2 separate regions of the Homo sapiens genome follow, and region 2 is linked to region 1. A link is an interaction called in ENCODE POLR2A ChIA-PET data of the cell type or tissue named here. Cell type or tissue: Panc1. All regions are shown on one strand. Links, peaks and the distances in the headings refer to the core of each region. The heading gives the core; the rest is flanking DNA.

The links. ChIA-PET counts read pairs that join two places held together with the same protein. Peaks named below come from ENCODE experiments on the same cell type or tissue, not always from the same donor. Only the 100,000 strongest peaks of a DNase experiment are listed, where the experiment ranks them.
Region 2: POLR2A ChIA-PET joins it to region 1 with 9 read pairs; 7 of 35 experiments call an interaction of 5 or more read pairs at or near these places.

The regions. Positions count from the first base shown.
Region 1 is chr1:197,787,454-197,795,799 of GRCh38, forward strand. No RefSeq gene overlaps it. Among named protein-coding and RNA genes, the nearest start is that of DENND1B, 16 kb to the left of the region's middle. RefSeq lists an enhancer at 424-924. In Panc1, for the core only: no CTCF peak of the experiment used is centred there; no DNase peak of the experiment used is centred there.
Region 2 is chr1:197,835,169-197,843,514 of GRCh38, forward strand. No RefSeq gene overlaps it. Among named protein-coding and RNA genes, the nearest start is that of C1orf53, 63 kb to the right of the region's middle. In Panc1, for the core only: no CTCF peak of the experiment used is centred there; a DNase peak (open chromatin) is centred at 3,948.

The sequences.
Region 1 (8,346 bases), core at 273-8,272:
TCATAACAGAAGGTAGAAATATTCCTATGGAAACTTTACTGTGTCCCTACTCCCATCTTTTAACAAAGAAGTCTAAAAAACAAAAAAAAGTGAAATAATAATGAAATGTCAAAAAGTCTCTAATAATTAAACTATTCCTATGTGTTACCTCACTACTTTATGCTACAATGCCCCTAGAAACCCCTCACAGCAAAGGCCCTCAAATTGGAGACTGGTTAGGAGCCTAGGACTGTGGATAGTGGCCTCATGCCTGAAGCCATGGGGGCCGACCTGGAGCCTGGGGCTATGGGGCCAGCCTGGAGTCTGGGTGTTTGGGTGCTGGCCTGGAGGTTAGGTGCAAGATCTGGCCTGGATACTGGGGCAATGGGAGCTGGCCTGGACTTGGATCCACTGGGGCAGTCCTGGATCCTGAGTCTGTGGGGCTAGCCCAGTACTAGGGTATACTGGGAGAGCCTGGACCATTGGTATGCTGTAGTATAGGGATGTAGAGCCCAGCTTGGAAGATGGGGCTGCAGGGACTGGCCTGGTATTGGGCAAGCCTGGATCCTGTATCAGTGGGTGCTGGCCTTGGGCCTGAGGCCAGAGGACTTGCCTAAAGCCTGGGGCTGTGTGGGCCGACCTGGCTCTGGGCTGGTCTGGAACCTGGGGCACGCATGAAACCTGGCGCTCCAGGGACTGGCCTGGCCTGCATGGGCCTGGAGTCTGACTGGAGGCCAAACTAGAGGCTGGGAGATTATATCTGCAGGGAAGTTCTGAGGCTGGAGTCTGCAGAAGCTGGCCTGGAGCTGCGGTGGGTGGGCCTGGAGCCTGGGGCCTGGGGCAACAGAGGCTGTACTGTTGGAACCTAGGGCTGTCTTGGAACCTGGGACAGTGGAGGCCAGCCTGGTGCTGGAGTGGGCCTGGAGCCCAGGTCTGCAGGTGCCAGGCTGGTGGCTTGGTCTAGCCTCGTGCTGGGGTTCACTGAGATGGGCCTGATGCTGGGGTGTGCAGCAAAGTTGGGTGCTCACTTCATTCTCCTTCCCTCATGCGAAGGGTATCTCTCTCTGAGCTGCTCTATCTGAGCTTGGGGAAGGGTGTAATATGAAACTGTCCTTCCTACCCTCTTCAATGCATCTTATTTCCATGCTTCACCCAGGTGGCATAATCTCTCACCTTAGTTCTTGTGAAGGTATTTTCTTGCATGGATGGTTGTTCAAATTGATATTCCTGTGAGGGGATAAGCCCTGGAAAGTCCTATTCTATCATCTTGCTGATGCCATTCTCTATTATATTCTTTATCTGCAAACTTTCTGGCTACTCTGTGAAATTAGGGAGACCAGTAATTGGAGGATAAAAGGGCCAGATCGCTATATATTTAGATTCTAGAGTGATTAAAGTTTGGGGACACAATAGATGTAAACTCACAAACCCAGGCTCAACACCTGCCCCAGCAGCAGGCCAGCCCCAAGCTCCACACTGGTCCTTGTGGTACTAGGTTCCAGTAGACTCACGGTCCAGGCCTGCTCCAGGAGACTCAGGATCCAGGCCCACCACCATAGTATACCCTGGTGCTAGACCAGTCCCTGTAAACTGAGACTCCAGGACCACCCCTGCAGATCTATTTTCCAAGCCAGCCCCTATGGACCTAAGACCCAGGCCTTCCCTCACAAATTTAATCTCCAGGCATGCCTTAGCACCAGATAGGCTCCTGTGGACTCAGGCTGCAGGACCATCCCAGTGGACCCAGATGCCAGGCCAATCCCAGTACCTGAATGACCCCTGTGGACTCAGGCTCAAGGCTCACCCCAGCACCAGGTTAGCTCCTGTAGACCCAGGCTTCAGGCTAGGTCACACAGACATGGGTTCCCAGCCTGCACTCACAGACCTAGACTCTAGGTGCACTCCCATGGACTCAATCAACAGGTTCCACCCCAGTGAATTCAAGTGCTAGGCCCAACTCCATGGACCTGGTGCCAGGCCCACCTACCTGCTAACCCAGGCACTAGACCATTGTGCCTAAGAATGAACAGTAAGCCTATCCACAAACCATACCAGACAGCTTGCCAAGAATTTCTGCATAGGCTGACTGGTGAAGGGCTTTTCCCAAACCAAGTCAGTATGCAAAGACTGGAATAAATCTCTACTTCAAATGTGCAGACACTAACAGCCACAGAGATCAAGCACAATCAAGGAAATAGGACACCACCAAAGGAACAAATTAAAGCACGAGTAACCAATCCTAAAGAAATGAAAATTTATGAACTCTCTGACAAAGAATTCAAATTAATTGCTTTAAGGAAGCTCAGCAACTTTTAAGTTGTATAGCATGGTGCTTTATTATACATATACATTGTAAAATAGTCACAAAAATCACACTAAATAACATATCCATCAGTTCAAACATTTGGTTTTGTTTGTGTGTGTGTGATATATATACTTGAGATCTCTTCTCTTAGCAAATGTAAAGTATACATCACAGTATTATTAACTATAATCACCATGATATACATTAAATCCCTGGAATTCATTCATCTTATGATTGAAAGTTTGTGCTCTTGAAGCAACATTTCTCCATTTCTCCCACACTTCAAACTTTGGTAACAATCCTTTTACTCTCTGTTTATATGAGTTCAAATTTTTTAGATTCCACATATATGTGGGATCAAGCAATGTATGTTTTTCTGTGTCTAGTTTATTTCCTTTAACATAATATGCTCCAGGTTCATTCATGTTATTTCAAATGGCAGAAATTCCTTAAAGCTAAATAATATCTCATTGTATATAAATACATGACTTTTTTTTTTTTTTTTTTTTTTTTTTGAGACAGAGTCTGGCTCTGTTGCCCAGGCTGGAATGCAGTGTCATGATCTTGGCTCACTGCAACCTCTCCCTCCCAGGAACAAGTGATCCTCCCATGTCAATCTTCTGAGTAACTATGACTACAGGCACGCACCTGGCTGATTTTTGTTTGTTTGTTTATTTGTTTTGTAGAGACGGGGTTTCACCATGTTGCACAGGCTGGTCTTGAACTCCTGAGCTCAAGTGATCTGCCCACCTCAGCCTCCCACAACGCTGGGATTACAGGCATGAGCCACCGCACCCAGCTGACATTTCTTTTTGTCCATTCATCCACTGATGGACACATAGATTGATTCTGTATCTTGGCTATTGTGAACAGTGCTGGAATGAACATAGAAGTGCAGACATCTCTTTGACACAATGATTTCATTTTCTTTGAATATATACCCAGTGGTGGAATTGTCAAATCATATGGTAGTTCTGATTTTTATTTTTTTTATTTAGTGTTTTTTTTTTTTTTTTTTTTTTTGAGACGAAGTCTCACTCTGTCGCCCAAGCTGGAGTGCAGTGGCATGATCTCAGCTCACTGCAACCTCCACCTCCTGGGTTCACGCCATTCTTCTGCCTCAGCCTCCCAAGTAGGTGGGACTACAGGTGCCTGCCACCACGCCTGGCTAATTTTTTGTATTTTTAGTAGAGACAGGGTTTCACCATGTTCACCATGTTAGCCAGGATGGTCTTGATCTCCTGATCTTGTGATCTGCCCACCTCGGCCTCCCAAAGTGCTGGGATTACAGGCGTGAGCCACCATGTCTGGCCGATTTTTATTTTTTGAGGAAACTTCACACTGTTTTTCATAATGGCTATTCCAATGTAAAATCTCCCCTCCCCCAATAGTGTACAAGGGTTCCCTTCTCTCCACATTTTCACCAATACTTGTAATCTTCTGTCTTTTTGATAACAGCCATCCTAACAGGTGTGAGATGACACCTCATATTGGTTTTGATTTGTATTTCCCTATTGATTAGTGACGTTGAGCCCTTTCTCATACACTTTTTGGTCATTTATAAAAGTGTAGTTTTGCATGCAATAGAAATTATGTTCTTATCAGCTTAAAATATACTTTTTTAAACTATGAGATATTTATGTACTCCTCATGGTAACCACAAAGAAAAAAGCTGTAGTAGATACACAAAAGACATATATAAAGGAATCAAAGCATACCAAATCATTAAATGGCAAAGGAAGACAGTAAGAGGAGGAAAAGAACAACAAAGCAATACAAAAGCAACTAACAAAAATGCCAATAGCAAATTCTTACCTATCAATAATTATTTTAAATATAAGTGAATTAAATTATCTAATCAAAGATATACAATTGCTGAATGGATTTTTAAAAACTATATCTGACCATATGCTGCCTATAAAAGACTCACTTAAGCTTTAAGGACACATACACATTGAAAGTGATGGAATGGAAGAGAATACTTTAAGCAAATGATAACCAAAAGAGAGCATGAGTGTCTATAAATATACCTGACAATATAGACTTTGGCCAGGCACAGTGGCTCATGCCTGCAATGCCAGCTACTCGGGAGGCTGAGGCAGGAGAATTGCTTGAACCTGGGAGGCGGAGGTTGCAGTGAGCTGAGACTGCACCATTGCACTCCAGTCTAGGCAACAAGAGCGAAACTCTGTCTCAAAAAAAAAAAAAAAAACTTTAAGCAGAAAACTGTAATGAGACACAGAGAGGGTCATTATATAATGATAAAGGAATCAATCCATTAAGAGAACATAACAATTGTAAATACATATGTACCCAATATCAGAACACCTATATATATATAGTAATTAACAGAACTAAAGGGAGAAACGAAGAGCAATATAGTTGTAGTGAAGGATTTCAATATCTCACTTTCAACAATGGATAGAACATCCATACCAAAAAATAAAAATAAAAAATCAATAAGGAAAGAGTGGATGTGAACAACACTGTATACCAAATAGACCTAACAGATACATATAGAATATTCTATTCAACAGTAGCAGAATACACATTCATTTCAAGTGCACATGAAATATTCTGTAGCATAAATCATATGATAGGTTACAAAACAAGTTTCAGCAAATTTGAGAAGATTGAAATCATATCAAATATCTTTTCTGACCACAATGATATAAAACTAGAAATCAATAGCATAGAAAATTGGAAAATTTACAAATATGTGGCCATTAATACATGTCTGAAAAGTCAAAGAGGAAATGAAAATAAATTTTAATTGTATTTATTTATTTATTCATTTATTATTTTAACTTTTATTTTAGGTTTAGGGGTACATGTGCAGGTTTGTCGTATAGGTAAATTGCATGTTACAGGGATGTGGGATACAAATTATTTCACTACCCAGGTAATAAACATAGTACCCAATAGGTGTTTTTCCTGATCTTCCCTGTCCTCCAATCCTCTGCCCTCAAGTAGTCCCCAATGTCTGTTGTTCCCCTCTTAGTGTCCATGTGTTCTTGTTGTATTGCTCCCACTTACAAGTAAGAGGATGCAGTATTTGGTTTTCTGTTCCTATGTTAGTTTTCCCAGGATAATGGCCTCCAGCTCCATCCATGTTGCTTCAAAGGACATTATCTCATTCTTTCTTATGACTGTGTAGTATTCCATGGTGTATTTGTAACACATTTTCTTTACACAATCTACTGTTGATGGTTATTTAGGTTGATTCCACGTATTCACTGTTGTGAATAGTGCTGCAATCAACTTATGCATGCATGTATTTTATAGTAGAACAATTCATATTATTTTGGGTATATACCCGGTAGTGGAATTGCCGGATAGAATGGTAATTCTAAGTTTTTTGAGGATTTGCAACTGTTGTTCACAATGGCTGAACTAATTTACACTCCCACCACCAGTTGATAAGCATTCCCTTTTCTCTGCAATCATGCCAGCATCTATAATTTTTCTTTTACTTTTTAATAATAGTCATTCTGACTGGTGTGAGATGATATCTCATTGTGGTTTTGATTTGTACTTCTCTAATAATTAGTAATGTTGAGCATTTTTTCATATGCTTCTTGGCCACATATATGGTTTCTTCTGAAAAGTGTCTGTTGGCCAAGCACAGTGGCTTTTACCTATAATCCCAGCATTTTGCGGGACTGAGACAGGTGGATCGTTTGACCTCAGAAGTTTGAGATGAGCCTGGGCAACATGGCAAAACTCCATCTCCACCAAAATTACAAAAATTAGCTTGGTGTGTTGGTATGTGCCTGTGATCCCAGCTACTCTGGAGGCTGAGATGGGAGGATGGCTTTAGCCCAGGAGATGGAGATTTCAGTGAGCCAAGATTGCACCACTGCACTCCAGACTGGGCAACAGAGCAAGAGCTTGTCTCAAAAAAAAAAAAAAAAAAAAGAGAGAGAGAGAGAGAGACAGAGACAGAGGCAGAGAAAGAGACAGAGACAGAGGAAAGTGTCTGTTCATGTTCTTTACTCACTTTTAGTGAGTTTTTTTTTTTTTTTTTTTTTTTTTGCTTGTAATGTTTAAGTTCCTTATAGATTCTGGATATTAGACCTTTGCTGGATGCATAGTTGGCAAATACTTTCTCCCATTCTGTAGGTTGTCTATTTACTCTGTTGATAGTTTCTTCTGCTGTGCAGAAGCTCTTTAGTTTAATTAGATCCCATTTGTCAATTTTCTGTTTGTTGCAATTGCTTTTAGCATCTTCATCATGAAATCTTTCCCTGTACCTATGTCCAGAATGGTATTTCCTAGGTTATCTTCCAGGGTTTTTATAGTTTTACATTTTATATTTAAGTATTTAACCCATCTTTTTTTTTTTTTTTTTTTTGAGACAGAGACTCGCACTATTGCCCTGGCTGGAGTGCAATGGCACAATCTCAGCTCACTGCAACCTCCGCCTCTGGGGTGCAAGCAATTCTCCTGCCTCAGCCTCCAGAGTAGCTGGGATTACAGGTGCCTGCCACCACACCTGGCTAATTTTTTGTATTTTTAGTAGAGACAGGGTTTCACTATGTTGCCAGGCTGGTCTCAAACTCCTGATCTCGTGATCCGCCCGCCTCGGCCTCCCAAAGTGCCGGGATTACAGGTGTAAGCCACTGTGCCCGGCGTAATCCATCTTAAGTTGATTTTTGTATACGGTGTAAGGAAGGGGTCCAGTCTTGATCTTCTGCATATGGCTAGCCAGTTATCCCAGCACCAATTATTTAATAGGGAGTCCTTTTCCATTGCTTGTTTTTGTCAGCTTTGTTGAAGATCACGTGTTTGTTGGTATGCAGCCTTATTTCTGGGCCCTCTATTCTGTTCCATTGGCCCATGTGTCTGTTTTTGTAGCAGTACCATGCTGTTTTGGTTACTATAGCCCTGTAGTATAAATTTGAAGTCAGGTAGCATGATGCCTTCAGCTTTATTCTTTTTGCTTAGGATTGCCTTGGCTATTTGAGCTCTTTTTGCATTCCATATGAATTTTACAGTTGTTTTCTTCTAATTCTGTGAAGAATGTAATTGATAGGAATAGTACTAAATCTGTAAATTGCTTTGGACAGTATGGCCATTTTAATGATATTGATTTTTCCTATCCATGAGCATAAAATGTTTTTCTATTTGTTTGTGTCATTGCTAATTTTTTTAGCAGTGTTTTGTAATTCTCATTCTCATTTTGTCACCTCATTCTCAGGTGACAGTAAAAATTTGTCACCTCCCTGTTAGCTGTATTTCTAGTTTTTTTATTCTTTTTGTGGCAGCTGTAAATTGAATTGCATTCCTGATTTGGTCCTCAGCTTGGATGTTATTAGTGTATAAAAATGGTACTAATTTTTGTACATTGATTTTGTACCCTGAAACATTGCTGAAGTTGTTTATTGCTCAAGGAAATTTTGTGCAGAGGCTATGGGGGTTTCTAGATACAGAATCATGTAGTCTACAAACAGGGATAGTTTTGAATTCCTCTCTTCTCATTTGGATGCCTTTCATTTCTTTCTCTTGCCTGATTGCTCTGGCCAGGACTTGCAATACCATGTTGATCAGGAGTGGTGACCGTGGGCATCCTTGTATTATGCCAGTTTTCAAGGGGAATGCTTCCAGCTATTGCTCATTCAGTATGATGTTGGCTACAGGTTTGTCATAGATGGCTCTTATTACTTTGAAGTATATTCCTTGAATGCCTAGTTTATTGAGGATTTTTAATATGAATTGATGTTGTATTTTATAAAAAGTCTTTTCTGCATCTATTGAGATAATCATGTGGTTTTTGTCTATAGTTCTGTTTATGTGATGAATCACTTTTATTGTTTTGTGTCTATTGAACCAGCCTTTCATCCCAGAGGTAAAGCCTACTTGATCACGGTGGGTTCCCTTTTGGATGTGCTGCTGGATTCAATTTGTTAATATTTTGTTGAGGAATTTTGCATCAATGTTCATCAAGGATATTGGCTGGATGTTTTTATTTTTGTTGTTGCTTTTCTCTCTGGTTTTGGCATCAGGATGATGCTGGCCTTGTAGAATGGGTTGGAGAGGAGTCCTTCCTCCTCAATTTTTTT
Region 2 (8,346 bases), core at 140-8,139, 48 kb after region 1:
TGCTAAATGACGACCTAATGGGTGCAGCACACCAACCTGGCACATATATATATATGTAACAAACCTGCACGTTGTGCACATGTGCCCTAAAACTTAAAGTATAATAACAATAAAATTTTTTTAAAAATCGTGAAAATGACCTTACTGCCCAAAGTAATTTATAGATTCAGTGCTATCCCCATCAAGCTACCATTGACTTTCTTTACAGAATTAGAATAAACTGCTTTAAATTTCATATGGAATCAAAAGGGAGCCCATGTAGCCAAGACAATCCTACACAAAAAGAACAAAGCTGGAGGTATCATACTACCTGACTTCAAACTATACCACAAGGCTACAACCAAAACAGCATGGCACTGGTACCAAATCAGATATATAGACCAATGGAACAGAACAGAGGCCTCAGAAATAATGCCACACATCTACAATCATCTGATCTTTGACAAACCTGACAAAAACAAGTAAGGGGGAAAGGATTCCCTATTTAATAAATGGTTTTGGGAAAACTGGCTGGTGATATGCAGAAAACTGAAACTGGACCCCTTCCTTACACCTTATACAAAATTTAACTCAAGATGGATTAAAGACTTAAATATTAGACCTAAAACCACAAAAAACCCTAGAAGAAAACCTACACAATACCATTCAGGATATAGGCATGGGTAAAGACTTCATGACTAAAACACCAAAAGCAATGGCAACAAATGCCAAAATTGACAAATGGTATTTAATTAAACTAAAGAGCTTCTGCACAGCAAAATAAACTATCATCATAGTGAACAGGCAACCTACAAATTGGGAGAAAATTTTTGCAATCTATCCATCTGACAAAGGGCTAATATCCAGAATCTACAAAGAACGTAAACAAATTTACAAGAAAAAAAAAAACCACATCAAAAAAACAGATACTTTTCAAAAGAAGACATTTATGTGGCCAACAAACATATGAAAAAAAACTCATCCTCACTGGTCATTAGAGAAATGTAAATCAAAACCACATTGAGATACCATCTCATACCAGTTAGAATGGCGATCATTAAAAAGTCAGGAAACAACAGATTCTGGAGACAATGTGGAGAAACAGGAATGCTTTTACACTGTTGGTGGGAGTGTAAATTAGTTCAACCATTGTGGAAGACAGTGTGGCAATTCCTCAAGGATCTAGAACCAGAATACCATTTGACCCAGCAATCCCAATACTGGGTATATACCCTAAAGGATTATAAACCATTCTACTACAAGGACACATGCACACGTATGTTTATTGCAGCACTATTCACAATAGCAAAGGCTTGGAACCAACCCAAATGCCCATCAATAATAGAGTGGATTAAGAAAATGTGGCACATATACACCATGGAATACTATGCAGCCATACAAAAGGATGAGTTCATGTCTTTTGCAGGGACATGGATGAAGCTGGAAATCATCATTCTCAGTAAACTAACACAGGAACAGAAAACCAAACACTCCATGTTCTCATTCATAAGTGGGAGCTGAACAATGAGAACACATGGACACAGGAAGGGGAACATCACATACTGGGGCCTGTCAAGGGGTAGGGGAGTAGGGGAGGGATAGCATTAGGAGAAATACCTAATGTAGATGACGGGTTGATGGGTGCAGCAAACCACCATGGCACGTGTATAGCTATGTAACAAACCTGCACGTTCTGCACATGTATCCCAGAACTTAAAGTATAACTTAAAAAAAAAAAAAGAACTAGATATACTCTTAATAATTCCTGTCAATCAAACTGATGCCCAGTATTTAAAAATTGAGAATTCATATATTGGATCTTTTAAGATGTTCTCCTCTCCACACACTAACCTTTTGTTAGGTCCATATAAATTAATTGTATATTAGTGATGCCTGCCAGAAATTGAGACTGGTGAACTGAAAGAACTCATCCATAGCCAACCAGGTATTCCCACAACCTAGTCCTGAGAGAGGTATAGAATTCTAACTCATAAAATTTAAAGGCCCATGAAACTTGATTTTGATCCAGACTAGGGTGGATATCTAAAAACTACAATGGGTGGCTTTCCAAGGAAGAGAAGATTCTTGTCATCAGGTGGGTCTCAGAGTCACCATCCCATAGAAACCTGTCTTCATTGGTGCGAGAGCCAATCCATACTTGGAGGATCCTGAAATTACCATCTAGAACTGGGATGAGGGAAACTGAATTCTGGTCAAACTGAGAGAGTAAGAATTGTGGTTCACAGTGAGGCTACTAGACTAAAAGAGACCTGAATTTAAATCAGAAATAAGGAAAAGAGTTATTGAAATTTGACACATAAAATAGCCATTATATAGAGATGCTTAGGGTCAATGCTTCCCCTGTTGCTCAGGGAGATAATGTATATAGTGGTAATAATAATATTAAAAATAAAGACATATGATAGTAGCTAATATATATTGATCAATTATATAATAAAAATCATAATCACTTATTGGCTGCTTTCTAAATGCCAGGTACTATTCTAAGTGTTTTACTTAAATTAATTTAACCCCCCTCATCTATGGGGTAGATAGTATGTATTACTCCTATATTGCAGATGAGGAAACTGAGACACAAAGAATATAATCAACTTACCTAAAATCAAATGGACAACAGTTAGCAGAGGTAGAATTCAAACTCAGGCATTTTGGCTCCAAAGTCTGCTTTTAATTAGTTTGTTATGTGTTACTTCATTTAATCTTCACAGCAACCCTCTAGGTTAGTTACTATCATTAATCACATTTTCTAAATGAAGGAATTGAAACTTAGAAAGCTTAATTTTCTCAACATCATACAGCAGGATGCATAATCCAAAGAAAAGTCCTTTTGATGACAAAGTCCACACTCTTAACTATGACAGTGTGGCACCTTCTATGGCACATTTCAGGGAGGAGTTACAAACACACTGACAAGACCTGCTTTCATTAGCCCTGGGTGTTGGGCAAGGAGTAAACAGAGCCTATGGATGATATCATCATGGGCTCTGAACAAAGCTAGGGTAGACAGGATTTGTGTCATTAGATAAGGATCTGAATGTTAAATTTTAATTTATCAATCCTACAGCTTGTATTACTTATTTTGGCCCAATTTTCCAATCTGTAAAATTTTTAAAATCATGTTAGCTCGTTGCTCTGCCTATGCAGTAGCCATTCTTTAGTCCCTTAACTTTCTTAATAAACTTGCTTTCACTTAAAAAAATCATGTTATCCCTTCCAAAGTTTGATCTTCTGAACATTTAACTTATCAATGTTTTGGAGTATTCATTCAAAAACAGTCAAAGAAACAATCAGGGCTGGGCACGGTGGCTCATGCCTGTAATCCCAGCACTTTGGGAGGCTGAGGTGGGTGGATCGTTTGAGCCCAGGAGTTTGAGATCAGCCTGGGCAACATGGCAAAACCCCTTCTCTTCTAAAATTACAAAAATTATCTAGGCATGGTGGCACACCCTATAGTCCCAGTTACTCATAGGGGCTGAGGTGGGAGCATCCCTTGAGCCCGGGAAGTCAAGGCCACAGTGAGCTGTGGCACCACTGCACTCCAGCCTGGGCAACAGGAGTGAGACCCTGCTTCAAGAAAAAGAAAAGAAGGAGAAGAGGAAGAAGAAAGAAAGAGAGAAAAGAAAAGAAATAATCAAAGAAAAACTTTCCCAGATGTTGTAACTTTCATTAAAATTTCTATAAAATTATTCCCAGCCACTCTAAATTAATACGGAAGAAGCAATTCTTTTAAAATTTCTCTCCTTCAGCTTCCTTCTTTCTCCCCTCTTTCTCTATGGACTTCATTTCTCTTCCCATCCCCCTCTTTATTTTGCCATTTCTCCTCATCATACCACTGACTCCTGAAGCTGAATCCTGTGAGTCAGAGACATGTACTTCTGGCCTTACTTCTGACTAATAACATTTCCTTGAGGACGTAACTTCCTCCTTTTTTTTGTTTTGGGTTTCTTGATCTTAAAGATGGCCACAACAATACAAGATATCCTAAATATCTCAAGCAATGATATAAAAAACAGAACCACTGCATTACTAAAAGCAGTATTTTTCCTCGTAAAATTTAGATTTAGAGTTCATCAGGTGAGCCATTATGACACTTCCTGGGTTGCCTCCTGGGGCTATAATATTCCATTTTTAGTTTTACTTTGCCTTGCAGCAAAACAATCATTTAATTTAATGAGTGCTAGTAGAACAAGGCTCCATTCAATTATCAGGTCAGATTCCTCCTATTTTTTTTTCCTCATAGAAATGTGGTAAAATGCACAAAATTGAATTAAATTTATTTCTATTAAATATCTTACCCAATGGCACCTGAGTCATTGCTTCATATTTTAAGCTTCTTTCTAAGGAAAAGAAAATCACTTGTCAAAGGATTTATGTTTTGGGTAACACACCAAAGCAGTATGGGGGAACACACACACACACACACACACACACACACACACAGAGAGAGAACAAAAAAGCCACTTACATGAATTCCTTAAGATTTATTTATACCCAAGAGATATACTGAATTTGAGTCCTTGAAATATTTTCTACCTCTCCTCAAGGTAAAGCACAAGCTACATGAAATTCTTCACTTTTCTTATGTCAGCTCCCTGAATGAGAAGACTGCTATCAATTTTCTGATAGGCAAGCAAACTAAAATAGCAATCAGAGAACTTTGGTACTGGGGTGATATAGTTTGGCTGTGTCCCCACCCAAATCTCATCTTGAATTGTAGCTCCCATAATTCCCGCGTGTTGTGGGAGGGACCTGGTGGGAGATACTTGAATCATGGCGGGGACTGTTTTCCCCATACTGTTCTCTTGGTAGTGAATAAGTCTCATGAGATCTGATGTTTTTATAAGGGGAAACCCCTTTCACTTGGCTCTCCTTCTCTCTTGTCTGCCATTAAGTAAGATGTGACTTTTGCCTCCTGCCATGATTGTGAGGCCTCCCCAGCCATGTGGAACTGTGAGTCCATTAAATTTTTTTCTTTATAAATTACCCAGTCTTGGGTATGTCTTTATCAGCAGTATGAAAACGGACTAATACATGGAGTTTTGTTTTTGTTTTGCCAGTTTATGCATTAGCCAAGTAGCATATTTTCGGATTCAGCTTGCGTTTATTGAACCTACTATGTGCCAGTCACATTTTGTCATTTAGGACCCACAAGAGCAAGCTTAGGATCCTCTGCTACGAGGAATCAATGTCTGCTGTACTGTTCCTTCTTGGCACTCATCAAAACTACAACCAACTCATTATTAATGCAATTGTTTGTTTAGTATCTATTTTCCTCCATAGGCTATAAGCTTCACAAAGGCAGAATCTGTGTGTAAATTGTTCATTTCTATAACTTCAGTGCTTAACTCAGAGCACACAGTAAATATTGCTTGAATAAATGAGTTGACAAAAACAAAAACAAAAACTGAAGCTCAGAGGTTAAAATTGTACAAGACCATACTGTTTTGTTTTGTTGTTGTTGTTTTTTGAGATGGAGCCTCACTCTATCACCCAGGCTGGAGTGCAGTGGCGTGATCTCGGCTCACTGCAAACTCTGCCTCCTGGGTTCACGCCATTCTCCAGCCTCAGCCTCCCAAGTAGCTGGGACTACAGGCGCCTGCCACAACGCCCGGCTAATTTTTTTGTATTTTTGGTAGAAATGGGGTTTCACTGTGTTAGCCAGGCTGGTCTCGATCTCCTGACCTCGTGATCCGCCCGCCTCGGCCTCCCAAAGTGCTGGGATTACAGGCGTGAGCCACCACGCCCGGCCACAAGACCATACTGTTAAATGGCAGAGCTGTGTCTAGAACTCAGAGCTTTACTCCAAGAGGAGTGCCCGTTCTCATGTTATTTTCACTTATGTTTATCAGCTGCTTTTCAGAGATTAAGAGAATACAAGAAGGAACATGGAGGCGAAAGATGGCATCCCTGGCTTAACAAAGCAGTATAGAGGGTGTTTTATTCTCCCTGATTGCCCAAACTCCAGGTCTACAAGTCCTCTGTAGACTGTTATTTATTATTTTATTTTTATTTATTTATTTTTTATTTATTTTTAGAGACAGTGTCTCACTCTGTCATCCAGGCTTGAGTGCAGTGGTACGAGCATAGCTCACTGAAACCTCAAACTCCTGGGCTCAGATGATTCTTCCACCTCAGCCTCCTGAGTAGCTGAGACTACAAGCAAACGCCACCTAGCTGATTTTATGTTTTGTAGAGAGGGGTGTCTCACTTTGTTGCCCAGGACGGTCTCAAACTCCTGGCGTCAGGCGATCCTGCTGCCTCAGCCTCTCAAGGCACTGGGATTACAGGCTTTAGCCACTACATGTGGCCTTTTCTAGACTTTTAAAGAATACTATTTCTGCAGAGAAAGACCTCTGGACTTGCACACGCTACTTACTATAGAATAAGGTGGAATTCGTCAGGTTCCCTACTGTACACTGCCAAAAGAAATCAACTAGGAAAATGGCAAAACTGTTTCACTTGTAATTTGTCTCTTTTCTGCTGTGGGGTCCTAATTACAGGAGGTTCTAGGTTAGCCTGACTTGCTACAACAAGTTTAATACTTGAAAGTGGAAATGTTTAAACCATAAACATTAGTAGATTCTAAATATATTGTGTTTTTTATTTTAAAGCATTTCACAGGAATACATTTATAACATTCTTCAAAAGAAAAATCTTCATAGTGAGAAAAAGAATTTAAAGTTTTAATAGCACACAATAAAGTCTGAAATTGTTTTACAGCATAAAATCCTTCAAAGTAATTCAGGAATAAACATCATTTTTCCTGCAAGTGTGAGTCAGGGATAAACATTACAGTAAAACATACTGTAGAGGAGTTTGTGGGACAAAGTCTGCTACTTTGTTCTGGGTTAAGATTCTGAAGTACTCTCATTCACAGTAATGATTGCCAAAATATGGGGTCATTTTCCAAGAAATTTATGTTTCTTGGACTTTCTGCCCAGCTGGTGTATTGACTTCACAGTGTTCTGTTCCAAATCTCAGTTACAGCTCATCACCAATTCAATTCTGTAGTGATCACAAAGGATGGTGGTACAGGATCTTGAGCATGTGGAGGAGGGAAGAGGAAGGGAGGTGAAATCCATCTTAACTTTGAAAAGCCCAGTGTTGATCTGCATTTTTTAGGGTGATATAGTCATTTAGACATGCTGATTGACTACAGATCCTCCCTGCTTCTGTTTTTTTTTTCCACGCAAGAGAAGACAGGCTGTTTTCGCAATAACTTTTCTCACTTCTGCCCACACTGGTGACTCCACTCCATGCTTTAAATCATTGTGTTCATGAGGTTTAAGTAAACCTCCTTCCAAAGCTCTTCAATTCAGTGGCATATTGTAAATCACCTGCTGACTTTTTCAATTGCCTGGGTATTATTTTGAGGGTCTATGACTATTTCTTTTTAAGCAGCAGATTTGTGGCAAAAGCTTGGCTGAATTTTCTTTATCATTCGTCCGATTTTAAATTTTAACCACAGAATTTCCATTAATCTCAGTCGTAGTTTAATGGATGTGCTCTCTCTCATGTTCACTAAATAATTATTTCATTTCACTAATTATGACATTGTTCTTCAGACACTTCTTGGGGGCTTATAATGCCTCACAATGACTCCTAATCAGGTTCAAACTTTTCATGTGTCTTCCTAAAGTCTAGCATTATGAAATCAAATGGTCACCAAGCTTACCTCCCACTCCTGCAAAATTACTTTCACCCTTTCAGGGCCACCGTCCTCCACATACAGCATGCTACTGCTACTTTCATGCTTTTTCCTCATAGTCTCTACAGCTTTCTAGTATGCCGCCCCCATCCTCAAGTTCCATTCAAATGCCACTACTGGGACCCATGTTGGATTCTAACTCAGATTTCTCTTTCTTCCTATTCTTCCCTTTATTGTCCACAAGCGTTTTAGATATCCATTGTGTATCAGCTTGGGCACCAGACAGACCTAGGTTGAAGTATATGTTCTACCCTTATCAATGTGACCTTCTTCACATTATTTCATACCTTTCACCTTTGCCCAGAATCTTTATCTATAAAATGAGAACAGTAATAGATTATTATGTGGATTACATGTGTATCTTGAGCGAAATGCCTAGCTCATATTATGTACTAAATATGCAAATCCCATTCCTTTTTACCCTATAATTTAATTGTTTTATGTGTCTAAGTCCTGGTATTTCAATGGAATCCCCCAAAAGAGGAGTAATTATATACACTTTTTTTTGCAACCTACAAAAAGCCTATTCTATATTGAGGCATATAGGACATGAGGAAAAAATAATAAACTGGAATAGAAATTGATCTGCTTCCTAAAAGCAAATAAATGAAGAGTGTTCAAAGCCTGTGGACACTGGG